2 separate regions of the Mus musculus genome follow, and region 1 is linked to region 2. A link is a loop called in an ENCODE intact Hi-C map of the cell type or tissue named here. Cell type or tissue: left cerebral cortex. All regions are shown on one strand.

What was found. Hi-C counts contacts between places; a loop is a spot of excess contacts. Peaks named below come from ENCODE experiments on the same cell type or tissue, not always from the same donor. Only the 100,000 strongest peaks of a DNase experiment are listed, where the experiment ranks them.
Region 1: it touches region 2 in a loop (6-fold over the local background); 4 of 42 quality-filtered maps call a loop at or near these places.

What each region holds. Positions count from the first base shown.
Region 1 is chrX:159,310,978-159,318,977 of GRCm38, forward strand. Rps6ka3 (ribosomal protein S6 kinase polypeptide 3) reads left to right here. Exons shown (of 22, transcript NM_148945.2): 3 at 487-603; 4 at 6,944-7,025. Among named protein-coding and RNA genes, the nearest start is that of Eif1ax, 57 kb to the right of the region's middle. In left cerebral cortex, no CTCF peak of the experiment used is centred here; DNase peaks (open chromatin) are centred at 3,601, 4,127 and 4,528.
Region 2 is chrX:158,967,184-158,975,183 of GRCm38, forward strand. No RefSeq gene overlaps it. Among named protein-coding and RNA genes, the nearest start is that of Rps6ka3, 280 kb to the right of the region's middle. In left cerebral cortex, a CTCF peak has its summit at 4,786 (motif pointing right); a DNase peak (open chromatin) is centred at 4,807.

The DNA of each region.
Region 1 (8,000 bases), 340 kb after region 2:
ACTCTCCTTTCCCACTCCGCTTTAGTATGCTTGCTTGGCAGCTGTGTGAAGGATAGAACCATGTCCACTCCAGAACAGTTGTCAGTCCCTCTCCCCAACAAACATGTCTTTAATATATGGCATTTGTTCCACCTGATATACTCACACGCCAGACACAGTACAGTACTCTAATCTGCTATTTTCAAATGTTCTCACACACTTTTGTTGTTCAAAACTATCCTAATTATGTAAAATAGAAATAATGAAGACTTGCAAATAATTAGTGCTAGTATTGTGTAGAAGCTGATAGGACCTAATATTCTCCTAACATTTAACTTAAAAGTATAATTACTTGTATATTTTCTGTTTACTTGATAAGTCAGCAAAGAGTAGTTTTGTGTATTAATTCAAGGGATTCTTATATGCTATACTAAGTTAAGATTATTTGGTTCCTAATGAGAGTCATTCTGGGCTAACAATGGGTTGTCTCTATATTTACCTTAACAGGAAGAAGGCAGTATCAAAGAAATTGCAATCACACATCATGTGAAGGAAGGACATGAAAAGGCAGATCCTTCCCAGTTTGAACTTTTAAAAGTATTAGGGCAGGGATCATTTGGAAAGGTAAGTCATAGTTGTTTGCTATAAACAAAGTTTATAGAAATTCCATAGAAGTAGAAAGTAGAGTGCTAATCACACAAGGCTAGGGATAGAGGGAGGCTAGCTAATGGGTACCAACATTAGATACATAGAAGAAATAGGGTCTCATGTTCTATAGGACAGTAGCATGACTAGAGCTAACAACAATTCATTGTATTTTTTTAAAGATTTATTTATTTATTTATTTTATGTATATGAGTACACTGTAGCTGGACAGATGGTTGTGAGCCATCATGTGCCTGCTGGGAATTGAACTTAGGACCTCTGCTCACTCGGGCCCCGCTTGTTCCAGCCCAAAGATTTGTTTATTGTTATATCTAAGTACACTGTAGCTGTCTTTAAACATACCAGAAGAGGATGTCATGCCAGATGGTTGTGAGCCACCATGTGGTTGCTGGGATTTGAACTCCGGACCTTCGGAAGAACAGTCAGTGCTTTTAACTGCTGAGCCATTTCTCCAGCCCCATTATATGTTTTATTAGAAGAGAAGTTTGAAGCTTCTCAGCGCAAAAAGTTAACATTTGGAGAGCATAAGCTCTTACTGTGTAGCCCAGGCAGGTCTTCCTGCTTCAGTCTCCCAAGTCCTAAGGATTATAGGCATGTAACATGACAACTGGCTAACATGTTTAAAGATACAAAAACACTAATTACTCATATTTGGTCATTATACGTTGCATATATTTATCAAATTGCCACATTATGCCCCATAAATAGTTATGTATCCATTAAAATATACAAGATAGGTCTGGAGAGATGATTCAGTCATTAAGAATGTTTCATTTATGCTGTTAAATGAAACAGTCATCTATAGGATGGAACACAGGGCCCCCAATGGAGGAGCTAGAGAAAGCACCCAAGGAGCTAAAGGGGTCTGCAACCCTATAGGTGGAACAACAATATGAACCAATCAGTACCCCCAGAGCTCGTGTCTCTAGCTGCATATGTATCAAAAGATGGTCTAGTTGGCCATCACTGGGAAGAGAGGCCCCTTAGTCTTGCAAACTTTATATGCCTCAGTACAAGGGAATGCCAGGGCCAAGAAGTGGGAGTGGGTGGGTAGGGAAGCAGGGAGGGTATAGGGAACTTTCGGGATAGCATTTGAAATGTAAATAAAGAAAATATCTAATAAAATTAAAAAAATGTTTGCTGTTCTCACAGATAGTGTAGTCTGAACCCTCATCAAGGAAACTTCTAGAGAAATATACGTATGAATCCTAAAGAAATAGATAGCTCATAAAATTTAGATTTAAAAGTTACAAGCACGCCTGGCATAATGGCACATACCTGAGGATCTCTGAGTTCAGGAGCAGCCTGGGCTGCGTAGAGACTTCTAGTCAAAAAAACAAAAGAAAAAAGTTACAAGGAAAACAGAACCAGATATCATGAGCCTCTAATCCCAGCACTCAAGAAGAATCGTAGAGAATTTGAGGCCAACCTAAACTGCATAAGGTCCTATCTTAAAAGTTAAAAGGAACTGAATGCAAATTTAAAAGATGTTCAGATTTAAAAGTTTATGTCTTGGGTTGGTAATCCCAGCAACGAAGAAGATGAAAAGGGATGGTTGGCATGTGTTTGAAGCCAGCCTTGGCTATATAGGCGAATCCAAGGCCAACTTAGACTAAAGTGAGAGCCTTTCTCCAAAAAGAGAAGAATTTTTAGAATTCGTGGATGTTTTATTACATTGTAAAACAAATATTTTATGAAATGCTACCAGTCTTTTTACCAGCAACATTTTCTTTTATATTTTTTACTAAGTATAGAAAAGATGAATAGTTATTCAGAACTGCAGTAGAAACCTTAGTAAATTGGCAGTGTTCATACTCACTTTATCTTTTAAGACTGCCCTTTATTGTCACCCTACTGGGGTAGGTGTCTGAGCAGATTGGTTGTTTTTGTTTTATGTCAATAGGGAGGTTGAGCTTAGGGCTTCAGGGCACGATGAGCAAGCACACTATTGCTAAACTGCATTCCCAGCTCTCTTGTTTTTTAAATAATTAAAAATGACAAGCTATCCCCTTTATATAGTCTCCTCTTTTTGTTTTTATTGTTGCCGTTATTCTTTTAAGACAGGGTCTCCCTCTAGCACACACTAGCCTTGAACTCCCAACAGCGTTCCTGCCTTCACTTCCCATGATGCTACCACTTGAGATTTTTCTAGACAGAGTCTCAGCAGGAAAAAAAAAGATATTCTGAGATTGCACACAACACTGGCAGTGCAGTTCTTCCTTAGCACCTCCATCTTAATAAAACGCTGGAAAATGTCATGGTCTGTAAGCATCAAAATGGCACTAGCAGATCTTGCTTGTATATTTTATTGAAACTGTTTAGTAGCTATTTGCTAATATAGATCATGTGTTATGGTTGTTTAACCACTTTTAAACATAGAGCATACTTTTAATCTAAATACAGACTCAATGGACAGCAGGATATAATGTTATAATTTTAAACCCTAGGTCAGCCAGACTGAACTGATTTTTTTCTTCTACTTATCACTACGTTACTTAATCTCCTGGAGCCCTGTTTCCCTGTTCTAGCATGTCATTAGATATGCAAGTTCATTGATGTTGCATTCTAACCTGTCATCTCTTTGTACCACTCGCTAATTGGTTTTATCTGTGCTCCTGTATTAATTGTAACTCATATGCTGCTGACATCACAGATTTATATTCCCAACCTAAGTTTCTTCTCCAAGCGCTGAACTCTTTCCATAGCTGCTCCTCACCCCCACTTATGTCTCAAAGGTGTTTTATTTTATGCTTGGCGTGTTTAAGACCAAACTCATAATCTTTCCTTACCCCCAAACCTATCCTAGTTCAGTTTTTCTCTGTCACTATGAATGGCATCCAGTTAAACAAGCCAGAAACCAAAGAGGCATTCTTAGCATCTTTTCAAGCCTGCTCCTGCCTCCCTTTCCTTCTCCACCCCCAATCCCTGCCATGTCTTACACCACCCCAGCCAGTATGATCTGTCACCAGATCCTGTTGAGTTAGTAGATAATTTGGGAATCATATGATCCTATCCTCCATTGCCACCTCTCTAGGATATGCTGCCTCTACCTTCCCCTGGTCTAGTCAAAAAGTATTATAGAGTAGCTTCCAAAAAACTGTAACCTCAATTGTGTCCATGAGAACCAGCATGAACTAATATTGTACCCTTTAACTCCTCAGCCGCCTTGCTTTGTTTTCATGATAAAGACGGTTTCTTACAATTGCAGAGGAGCTCCTTAGTCTGACCCCTAGCCAGCTCTAAAGCACCAGTTTTTATACTTTTCAGCTGTGTTCTGACCCCACTGGCCTTTAGTTTGGGCCTAAGCTTTCTTCACCTGGTTGGCTCTGGAAGCTGTGATCAGAGAAGATGTCCCTACTACCCTACCGTCATTCTCCCTTGTGATACCCTCAAAGAACTTTCGAGACCTCTCCTCTTTGACACTTACTGCAGTTGCACTTACTCATTTGCAAAATTGCTCATTGGGTATCTCTCCCACTAGCCTAGAGGTTCCATGAGTAGCACTATGCCTAACGTCTAATTCTGAAAAACATTAATGAGTCATAGTGCTGACCTCACGGGAATATGGTGAGAATTAAATTATATAAGGCCAGACACATAATATCTGGCATTAACCGCATTGCCATACTGTTCAACAAACCAAATAGATGAGTTTATTTTTATACATTAGGTTTCAGCAAACATAATATTTAAGTTCCAAGGAATTCGAATGCTTCTCCCTTTATTTCTGTAAAAGTACTTTAAATGCCTCACTATAAATAGCAAACATTAAAATAGGGTGTCTTCTTTCTTACTCATCCTTAAAGGCCAGTGTAAACCGAGGAAACAGGATGACCTGTCAGAGCCTATAATAGCTGCGTGGGCAAGTGAGGACTCCTGCTGCTCTCACTGAGCTTGGAGGCTCGCTGGCTTAAGGAAACAGTTAAAGAATTCCTTGAGCAGGAACCCAGAACTGGGTATCTGACGTGGATCTAGTTCCACTGTGACGCCAGGCGAATGGTTTGACTTCTCTAAGCCCTGATTTGGGCATAAAACTGGCATTGTTTAGTAGGCCTACTTCCCCAGATTGTCATGCTGCCGCACTGCAGATGCTTTTGACGGCATTGTGGAAGTTCAGAAGTGCTAAAAGTAATTAAGAAGGTACTTTCAAAGAACTGCAACAAGTTTAGAAGCCGTACGAAATTTCCTTTTAGAATGGAATAAAGACATTGTTAGGGCAATCTCCTAATTAAATTTACCCAATTAGAATATATTTTTATTCATGGTTATTACTAACATCTGATTGCCTTTCACATTTGAACACAGTCTACCTTAGAACCACCCTTATTAAAAAATGCTTTTCTCCTCCTAGATCGGCTCCCCATAATTGACTAAAAGAGCTGTTAGGTGGGGCTTAGTGCTGGCAGAGAGAACTCAGTACAAGAGATCACATTCTGCCTCTGCGGGGCCGAGGTCACATGTGGTGCTTTTCATTTGATTTCATTACTCATTGCCTTTGTACTGTTTTGCAAAATGATAAAATTTTACCTTGCCTGAGAATCACGTAGATAAATAATTTTGAGATTCCTGGTTAATCACATTGAGTGTAAGTCAGATCAGTGAAAGCTGCCTCTAAGCTTAAATCTTGATTGTAATTACTTCTCTTCTTCCCACCTGTAGCAGCTCAAGAACACTGCTCTTAGTCAGCCATGGTGGCGGCTCACATCTGGAATTCCCAGCAATTGGGAAGCTGAGGCTGGCACATTATTCTGAGTTCTACACCAGCCAGGGTTATATGGAGTAAGACCCAATCTCAAAAAGCAAAACAACACAAAAAGAGGAACACTGCTTGATTTGAAAGAATAAGTAGAGAAAATAGGTTAAAATTCAGGTTCAGAAGCTGGAGAAATGACTCAGCCCTTGCTACACAGGCATTAAGGACCACAGTTCAAATCCAAAGCACCAATGTAAAAGACGGAGCGTGGCCCTGTGCATCTGTGACCACAGCACTAGGAAGGGCAGACACAGGAAAGTCACTAGCGCTTACTGGCTTCTGTCTCAGAGGAATTAGGTGGAGAATGATAGAACAGAACACCCAGCTTTCTGTTTATGATCTTTATCATATACTACATGTACACATGCAAGCGCACACTAAATTTCAGGTCTATTTTGCAGGTCTCTTTAATGCTTATTGGAAAAAATCAAGAATGTAATAGTCAAAATGATTATGATGTGTTGATAGTGTTTGAATCAACCATATTACAGAATAACTGAGCTATTGAAAGCACATGTTATTTATTTTGCTTAAACCCTACACTCTTTCAAAATATCTTCAAATATACAGAAATTGAAGATGCTAAATAATGATCCTAGGCTTCGTTTTTCATATTTTGATGTATATGATGATTTGCTGGTTAAAACGCAAAAAGGTAGCGTTTTATTAAATATTTGTCTAGTATTCTTCATTAACAATGTTTTAAATTACTCTTTCTCTAGCAGTGACATAGATGTGTGTATACTTTTCATACACAGAAAAGACTCTTTATCTGTGAATAATTGTGTCAACAGAAGTTTGTCACAAAATGCCCCAGTGTAAGAATTTTGATAGGGGCAATTCAGAAGGGCCCACCCCTCCCTGAGGATTCATAGACAGGTGATGTTTGCTCAGGAAGGGAGGCAATTTTTTTTTAGTAGCATAGCCACTGGTAAGTTGTCCATGCTGCCATGAGCAACCCTAATTAACCTCATTGGCTCACCATAAAAAGACATGAAAATAGACAACTTAGGAAGGAGACGATGGCAAGAAGGTAATGGAGAAGGTGAATGTGATTTTTTAAAAAACTAAAGAAGCAAGAAATTGTGATGTAGGACTGGGGCTGTAGCTCAGTAGGAGAGTGTTTGCCTAGTTTGAATGAGACCTTAAGTTACAACCCTAGCATCCGGAAAAATTGAGGCACTCAGGAGAATTTGGTTTTGATAAAGCAGAGCCGACATTTCCTGTGGTATACTTTGAATGTGTGGAGTATTCTCTAGCTGCTATATTCATAGTAGAGTTAGTTGTCATACTGTGTATATTACATGCTCCTTGGAAACTAGCAAACGACAAAATGAAAAAGAAAACAACTATCCTCTTACAATGAAATATCACTATATAACCACTGTTTGAAACTTCAATATTTTGGACAAAATACATGTATAATATAGTACAGCATATATGTGTGTATATATGTGTGTGAATATATAAATGGAGTCTTGGCTGTAATAAAGGAATTTGGTTTGTAATTCTTTGTAATGTTTATTTTCTGTCATTTAAATACAGGTTTTCTTAGTTAAAAAAATCTCAGGCTCTGATGCTAGACAGCTTTATGCCATGAAAGTATTAAAGAAGGCCACGCTGAAAGGTAAGTGCTGCCACTATTTACCATGTTCATGTAACCTAACCAAACTGACGGTCTCAGAACTCACGGGGCCCTGAGGCTACCTACTAACATTCTGAATTGGCTCTTGTAAATGCTTTAAGTTTAGACTGGCTTTTAGTGACTTTTTCCTACCGGACTAAGAGTCATATTACTGTTAAGAGCAGGACTTGCCATGTTAGAATGGAAGGACTATGAGTTCATCTTGGGCTTTAGGCAAGTAGAAGTTGAAAAGATTAAAACTGGGTTTGACAGTACAGGGGAACGCCAGGGCCAAGAAGTGGGAGTGGGTGGGTAGGGGAGCAGGGTGCAGGGAGGGTATAGGGAACTTTCAGGATAGCATTTGAAATGTAAATAAAGAAAATATCTGCCCATGGCAAAAAAAAAAAAAAGAAAACTGCGTTTGATTCATTTTCAAATAATTAGTTTAATATTTTTGGAAAATATGCTAATTACCTAGATGCAAAATAGCTTTAATTTTTTTAGTATTTTGTCATCCTGACCTCTGGTCTCCAAACAAGTTTTGGAATCTGATTTTTTTTTTTTATAAAACTGTAATGTAAGACATGAGTTTGGTAGGTAAAGAGACATTTCAAAGAGATACACATTTAGACTTTCAATACTAAAGTCTTCCTTTTATTCACTAGTACTATTTACTTTTCAACATCTCTAGTTTCTAAATAGTTGAGCTATTGATTCCTAATGCTGGGGGGGGTCTCTTAAATAATCATATAATTCATAAAGCATTAAAATAGCCAAGAAAATGTCTGTATTGATCATTTATTATTTCTGGTGTTCCCAGTCATTCAGTGTAGATATAATGCCAAGAAATTTCACCATTTCTAGAAAAGATCATTTTCCTTTGCTTTCATTTTCTTGTTCTTTTTCCTGAATACATTTCCTGTCCTATATATACTTTACTTCTGTGGCGTTACCTCTTACTTGATTCTTGCTAGAACT
Region 2 (8,000 bases):
TGAATTTTCCTTGTTCTATTCTATATTGACAGTTGCCCATCCCTTCTTCCTGCTTGCCTACTGACAGGAACCTACCATTGTTTATACCTACAATTTGTCCCATTAAAAATATCACCTCAAGGTTATTCTAATTTTCAAATGTAATTCTTTAGACTAGCACACAAAGCACGAAATTTCATTATGGATTGTCATTCGTATGTGTGGTATTTTAAATGAAAATTGTCCCCATAGACTGGGAGTGGCGTAATTAGTAGGTATGACCTTGTTGGAGAAAATGTGTCACTGGGCATGGGCTTTGAGGTTTCATGCTCAAGCCAAGTCCAGTGTCCCTTATTTCTCTCTGTTCTAGGTGTAGAACTCTCAGTTCCTTCTCCAGCACTATGGCTGCCTATGTGTAATCATGCTTCTAGCCATGACAATTGCCTTAGTTAGGATTTCTATTGCTGTGAAGAGACTATATGACCATGGCAACTCTTATAAAGGAAAACATTAATTGGGGGTTGATTTACAGTTAGTTCAGAGGTTTAATCCATAGTGAGAAACCTGGCAGAGTTCAGGCAGATGTGATGCTATAGAAAGAACTAAAAGCTCTACATTTGGATCAGCATGCAGCAGGAAGAGAGAGTGACACAGGGCCTGACTTGAGGATCTGAAACCTCAAAGCCACCCCCCAGTGACATACTTTCTACAACAAGGCCATGCCTACTCCTACAAGGCCACATCTTCTAAGAGTGCCAGTCCCTCTAAGCCTATGGGGGCCATTTTCATTCAAACTAGCATGAGAATAAGGGACTAAACCTCTAAACCTGTAATCCAGCCCCAATGAGATGTTTTTCTTTATAAGAGTAGTTGGAGCCATGAAATCTTTTCACAGCAATAGAAACCCTAAGACAGTCAGTATGCATACTTATACTTTGCTTAATCATCTTCAGAAAAATTAAAACTAGAATTACCAAATGAGCAAGCAATATTGCTGACTATATATATTATATATATATATATATATATAATATATATATACATATATCCAATTGAAATTAAATAAGTATATTTAAAAGAAATCCTTACCCCATATTTATTGCAGTAAAATACACTATACCCATGAAATAAGTCAATACACGTGTCCATCAATGTATGAACAAAGTTATTGCATCCCGCTCGACCGGCAAGAAAGACGCAACAAACCAGAATCTTCCGCGGCAAAAGCTTTATTGCTTGCTTCTCAGGAAGATCCCAAACCGGGAAAATGGCGCTGCTTTTATAACCCGCAGCGTGACGTTTCAGCACCTGATATGGCGTGACAGCTCCCGATTCGTTGCTTGCCCATCACCCCACTATTACACCCCGAGAATGGGAGTGACTAGGAGTGAATTCACTCTCGCACCTGAGTACAAGGCTTGTTTACTAGTTAGGCACAGCGGAGGCCCGCGCCATCTTATAATGGCGATTGCTCGCGGCACACACAGCTCTTCTCAGAGATTACTGGCGGCATGCACACGATTGCTCAAAGCACGTACCGGCTCTCCTCACAAAGTAAAAAAAAAAAAATGTGGTCTATATAGATAATAGAATACTATTCTAACATTAAAACAAAGAAATTCTGTCACTCTCAACAATGTGGATGAGCCCAGAGGACATTATGTCAAGTGAATAAGCTATAAATGTAATCTAACAACACTGTAGAAGCAAAGGATAGAATGGGGTTATGAGAGTTGCAGTGAGTGGAATAAGACTAGATGATGCCAAAGATAGAAAGTTGGAGATAAAAGAAAGAAATTCAAGAGATTTATTGTACAACACAGTGACTACAATTAATAAAATATTCTTTAAAATACTGAGTATATTTTTTAATCTTCCCTCACAAACACACAAATAAGAATAAGAATGTAAGAAGGAGGGACAGTATCTGGAAGAGGAAATGAGGCAGAGAGAGAGGAGAGGAGGATCAAGGATGATGATAGAGGGAAATGGATAAGTGTAACTACAGGGGGCTGGAAAGATGGCTCAGTGCCTAAGTACTAGCTGCTCTTGCAGAGGAACCAAGTTCTCAGCACCCACATGGTGACTCCCAACCATCTATTAGCCCATTTCTAGGGAATCTGATGCCAAGCATTTTTTTTAAAAAAGATTCTTATGCTCCAAACAAGTATTTATGAGATCACCTACAAACGTAGGGCTTCCAAAAGAGCCCCTTATAGAGGCAACCTAGGAAGGGGGAAATCTCACTTGTCTTCTCCATTTGCTCTTTCACTCCCTTATTATGACTATAACACCTAAAGGTAGAGCAACAGTCTTGAAACCTTTAGCCATGGCCCACAGATGACAAAATGGAAAGATGTGGTTTCTTCTGTTTGTTGATTGGTTGGTCTGAAACAGGCTCTTGCTATATAGCCCAACCTTCTCAGTATTAGAATTACCAACATATGCTACCATGTCTGGCTAGAATATTGTTTAGCACATCAAGTGATGTTATATGCTCTTGCTTTTCTTCAGCTGGTCTGTAATATCCAGCTCATGGTCAAAAATAATGAATTTGAACCCTTTCTTTGGGCATTAACATCATAGTCTTTCATGGGATATTATAAATTAGGTGCTTTCCTTGTGTTCTGTGAATTTCCTCTATCATCTCAACCCCAAGTCCAATTGTGTCTCCTGCTACTCCAGAGCTCTGTGTGCTTAATGTGGTAGAAGTGAAGAGAGGAGAATAGATAGACTCTTTGAATTGTCAAATAGAGGAGGTTGCTCCATAATCCTGGGGAATGTCCTAGATAGAAGCTGGATTTCAACCACCTTGAATTTTGGAAGAAAATGATTTTTGTAAGATTTCCTTAAATTCTTGTTCCTGTAGCCTTGGATATCTTCATGCATTTCTTTCAGGTGGAATTGAGTCAAACTTATGTTCATGTTTCTCAATTCTAGGAAGAATAAGCATAACCTACATTGATGTATAGGGGAATTAGCACATTAAAATGAGTGTCAAATATGTACACAAAATCTACATGAATAGCATAAGACAATGTTCCCCAAGTGACTCACTATCATGCCCCTCCCATGAGAGAGAATATTTATATACCCAAAGTTGAGGTGTATATACCCTGAAAACAAGAGACTGCTACAGGAGATGAATAATTCTTAAAGTGGTATCTGGAAGTGAAACACTGTCTATTATTATAGTCTTTTAAGATATTTTCCTTGGACTGGTAAGATGGCTCATAGGGTAGGAGAGCTTGCTTACCAAGGTTGACAACTTCAATTTCATTCCTGGAGCACATAAGAAGAAAAGACAGAGGTGGGGTAGAGATGGCTCAGCAGTTAAGAGCCCTGACTGCTCTTCTAGAGGTCCTCAGTTCAATTCCCAGCAATGACATGGTGGCTCACAGCTATCTAGACTAGGATTTGATGCCCTCTTCTGGTGTGTCTGAAGACAGCTATAGTGTACTCATATACATAAAATAAATAAATCTCTTTTAAAAAATTAGAAAGAAAGGGCCAAGTCTACAAAATTATCCTCTGACCTCCACACATGCACCCTGACACTTACGTGTCCACAAACATATTAGACACTCACAAATGTACACACAAATAATAATAAATATGCTTTATTGCTTTATAACTAATAACGAACAAATAAAACACATACAAATGTCTCCTCTGAAAAGCATTTGTTCCATATCATAATATTAAGAGGTTAATGAAGTATTCTATGTGAGGATAGAGAATAAAATCCCAATAGTTGGCCTTTTTTTTTTCTTTCCAGATGGGGAATTTATTTACTGGACCCCAATCAAAAATTCTCTTTTCCCAGGAATGAATGGGATAAAATGCAGTCTTTCTTTGTTGTTCATAGGGCTCTAGGACTCCCTGTCTGCCACAAGGATTAAACTCTGTGGATGTTGAATTCAAGATAAGATAGCAGATTAGAGGCACCCTCTTTGTAAGAGAGTGAAGGACAGTATCACAAGGAAAGAAACTTGGCTACGCCCAAAAGTCAAATCCACAAAGGAGAAAAGAAGCAGAGATGCTTGGCCTGAATGCTGAGCACAGCCTTGGCTGCACCATTTCCTAGTATAGAGGGAAGTCAGAAGCCACTTCCAAAAGGTAAGCCCCATCCTCAGGATAAGCCCAAATCCCTCACAAGTCCCAGATCTAACTCTGGGTTTTCATGAGGAAGTGATTCCTCTAGCGTGCAGATCAGCAATACAGAGAAAGAAATATCTATTCAGTTTACCCTGTGACTAGGAGGGGAGCAGCCACCTGCCATCTTAAGAGATCATCTATTGTTAAAAACTGAGCCACTCCAAGGGACTCCGATCAGGAAACATGTACAGATCAGGGAGCCTCGATTTGGCCTTCCATAGCTCCATAGTAAAGAGAGACCTAGAGAGGTGGCAGGAGCTTCAGCTCAGGCTTTGCAGTGAGGTCACAGGGAAAGTCAGCCCCACTCTTGGCGACCCAAAACAGATCTCACCAACAAAGAACCGCCCTTAGAGTTCCAAAGGATTAGGTCCTGAGGTGAGCAGAATAATCAAATTCTGGAGCAAACTACTACCGTAGAGCTTGAGACTTGGTACCCACAGTTGCATCTTTCAAGTGGTGTGATTAATACTTAAGATGTCTTGAAAGCACTGCAGCACTCTCAGTGCTAAGATTGCTTCCCTCACTTCTAACACACGTGGGACTCACACCCCATCTAATAGAGCCACTTGAAGGGAAATCATTTGCCCAGTCTCAACACTGAGAACGTGCCCAACCCACAAACTGCAAAGTTAAATGTGGCCAGCAGAGGCCCCTGGTACTCAAAGAAGGAAAATTACCAAGGTAAAGATAGCTGTGGCTGACTTCATATACTTGTCCAATACAACACGAATCATAGGAAGGGTCCGATTGACACAGGTTCCATTGACACTCCACCAACTTCATGCATATAATCCAGTGTCCAAGAAGCCAGAAAGAAGCTAACTCAACACTCTTTTTTAATCTTTTTCTCTCCTTTTTAGCTTTTTCATTTTATCTTATCCCCTGTGAGTCTTTCTGCTTTACTATATACCGTTAGCAGCATTTTAACAGCATTTGCAAGCTGGGTGTGGTTGCTCATGCCTTTAACCTCAGTACTCGGGAGGCAGAGGAAGATGGATACCTGAGTTTGCCAGGGCTGCATAATAAGACCCTGACAAAAATAAAGTAATTTTTTCATTATTCTCGGTCATATATCCGTCTAAATTAGCTTGCATTTTCCACTATTGAGCAATATTTTTCCTCTTTAGTTTCCTTTTGGATGGTCCCAAGCATGTGTGTATGTGTGTGTGTGTGTGTGTGTGTGTGTGTGCGTGTGTACAGCACTAATTGGACTTAAAGGGTATTTTTTAAAATAAGGAAAAAGTATGAAGTTAGAGGGAGACATGTTGGGGTGTATGGGAGTTGGGGGTGGAAAATGAGGATGGATATAATTATAGTGTATTGTATATATGTGTGAAATTCTCAAGAATAAAAAATATAATTCAAAAGAGCAGTCTGCTTTTGAGGGAGAAGGATATGAGAAAATAATGGAAAGTATTCTTAAGTAAAATTCATTATACACATATATGGAACTGTCAAAGAGTTAAGGGATGAAAAAAAGCATAGCCTCCCCCACAACAGACTTTAAAAACTCCATCAGAAAACTTAGACCTAGTAAACACTTTCAGCAAAGTAACAGAATAAAAATCCACATACCAAAATTAGTAGCTTTCCTATGCACCAATGATAAATGTACTGAGAAAAATATCAGAGAAACAAGCCCATTGACAATAGCATAAGTAAATAGGAATAGGCCTAACCAAGGGTATAAAACCTGAAGACATTGGAAGAAAGCCTGAAAAGTACCCTAGAAGATGGGAAAACCTTCCATGCTCATAGATGGGCAGAATTGATATTGTGCAAATGATTATATTACCTAAAGTAATCTACAGATTCAATGCAATCCCTACCCAAATTCCAGTAATATTCATCACAGAACTAGAAAAAATATTACTGAAATTCATGTGGACTCACAAAAGACTCTAAGTACACAAAGCAAACTTTAGCAGAAGAGGAATGCTGGAGATCTCATATCTGATCTCAAAAGTAATAAAACATCACACACACACACACACACACACACATGTATGTATGTATGTATATATATATATATATATATATATATATATATATGACATGTAGGGTAGAGGACCCTGAAATAAACTCAGTTATAGTCACCTAATTTGTAAGAAAGATTTCAAAAACACATATTGGAAAAAAGATAGCCTCTTTAACAAATGATACTGGAAAAACTAGACTTTTGCTTGTAGAAGAATGAAATTAGACCACTATGTGTCACCCTGCATAAGAATCAATTCAAAATGGACCAAAGGCCTTAAAGTTACACCTGAAAGTTTGCAACTGCTAGAAGAAAACACTTGAAGATATAGATATTGGCAAGAATGTTTAGTAAAGGACTGTAACAACTCCTGGAAAGATATGAAATAGCAACAAATGTGATTTCAGAAATTCAGTGAGCTTCTGCATGGCAAAAGAAATAACAATCATAAAGAGACAGCATATAGAATGGGGAATGTCTTTGTCAAATGTACATCAAACAGAGGGATAGTATCTAGAATAAATAAGAAACTATAAAAAATTAAACACCAAAAAACCAAGCCATCTGATCAATAAATGGAATAAAATACTGAATAGACAGTTTTCGAAATAAGAGACACAAATATCCAATAAATACTTGAAAATGTGCTCAAAATCCTAATTCATCAGAGAAATGCAGATTAAAACTTCTAGAGAGGATGTGGGGAAAAACACTTATTCACTGCAGGTCAGATTACAAAGCAGTTCAACCATTATAAAAAACAGTATGTAGGTTCCCCTAAACAGCTAAAAATAGGACCCAGATAACACTCTTAAGTGTATAACACTCTTGAGCATATGCCCAAAGATCTCTAATTCAATGTAGCACATAGATACTTACACATCCATGTTTACTACTGAACTATTCACTATAGCCAGGAAATGAGACCAATATACACCATCTGTCAATAGTTTAATGGATAAAGAAATGTACCCAGTGGAATTTATTCAGCTATAAAGAAAAATAAAATCATAACATTTACAGGAAAGTGGATGTAACTGGAAATCATTATATTAAATGAAACAACACAGATAATACTATAGTTTTCTTACATGTGAAGTATAAAATTAAAATTATATATGTATGTGTTTATACATTAATATGTATGTGGGCAGGTCACAAGACTAGAAGAGATTGGGGAAAGAAAATTCTTAGTAGAGTTGGGTAATAGGAATATGTGTGTTAAGAAGGCAGAAGTGGGGCTGGAGAGATGGCTCAGTGTTTAAGAGTACTGACTGTTCTTCCAGAGGTCCTGAGTTCAATTCCCAGGAACCACATGGTGGCTCACAACCATCTGTAATGGGATCTTTTGCCTTCTTCTGGTGTGTCTGAATACAGCAATGGTGTACTCATATTCATAAAAAAATTAAATTAAAAGTGAAGGCAGAAGGGAGCACTGTGTGGAAGAAGTGAACTACTTGGAGGGATTGTAGGGATAAAAGAGGAGAGCAGGAAAGGGTAATGAATGAAAATAAGATATGATATACATGTATGAGGATGCTATAAAGAAACCCATTGTGTTCCATGCTAACCTAAACATTTTAATTTCAAAAAACTCCATGATGCTCAATTTCCTCATATAAAAATGTATAGAATTTGCATGCAACTTGTACATACTATGATGGTTAGTTTTAATTAATAACTTAACACAATTTAGAATCACCTTGAAAAAGGGTCACAAAGAGGGATTGTCTAGATCAGGTTGGCCTAAGGCATATCTGTGGGAGATGCTCTCTACTGGCTTAATTGATATGGGAAGACCCACCTCACTGTGGTACCAGTCTCTGTGTTGGAGGCCTGGACTCAGTAAGAGTAGAGAAAGCTCGCTGAGGAATGGTTATACATG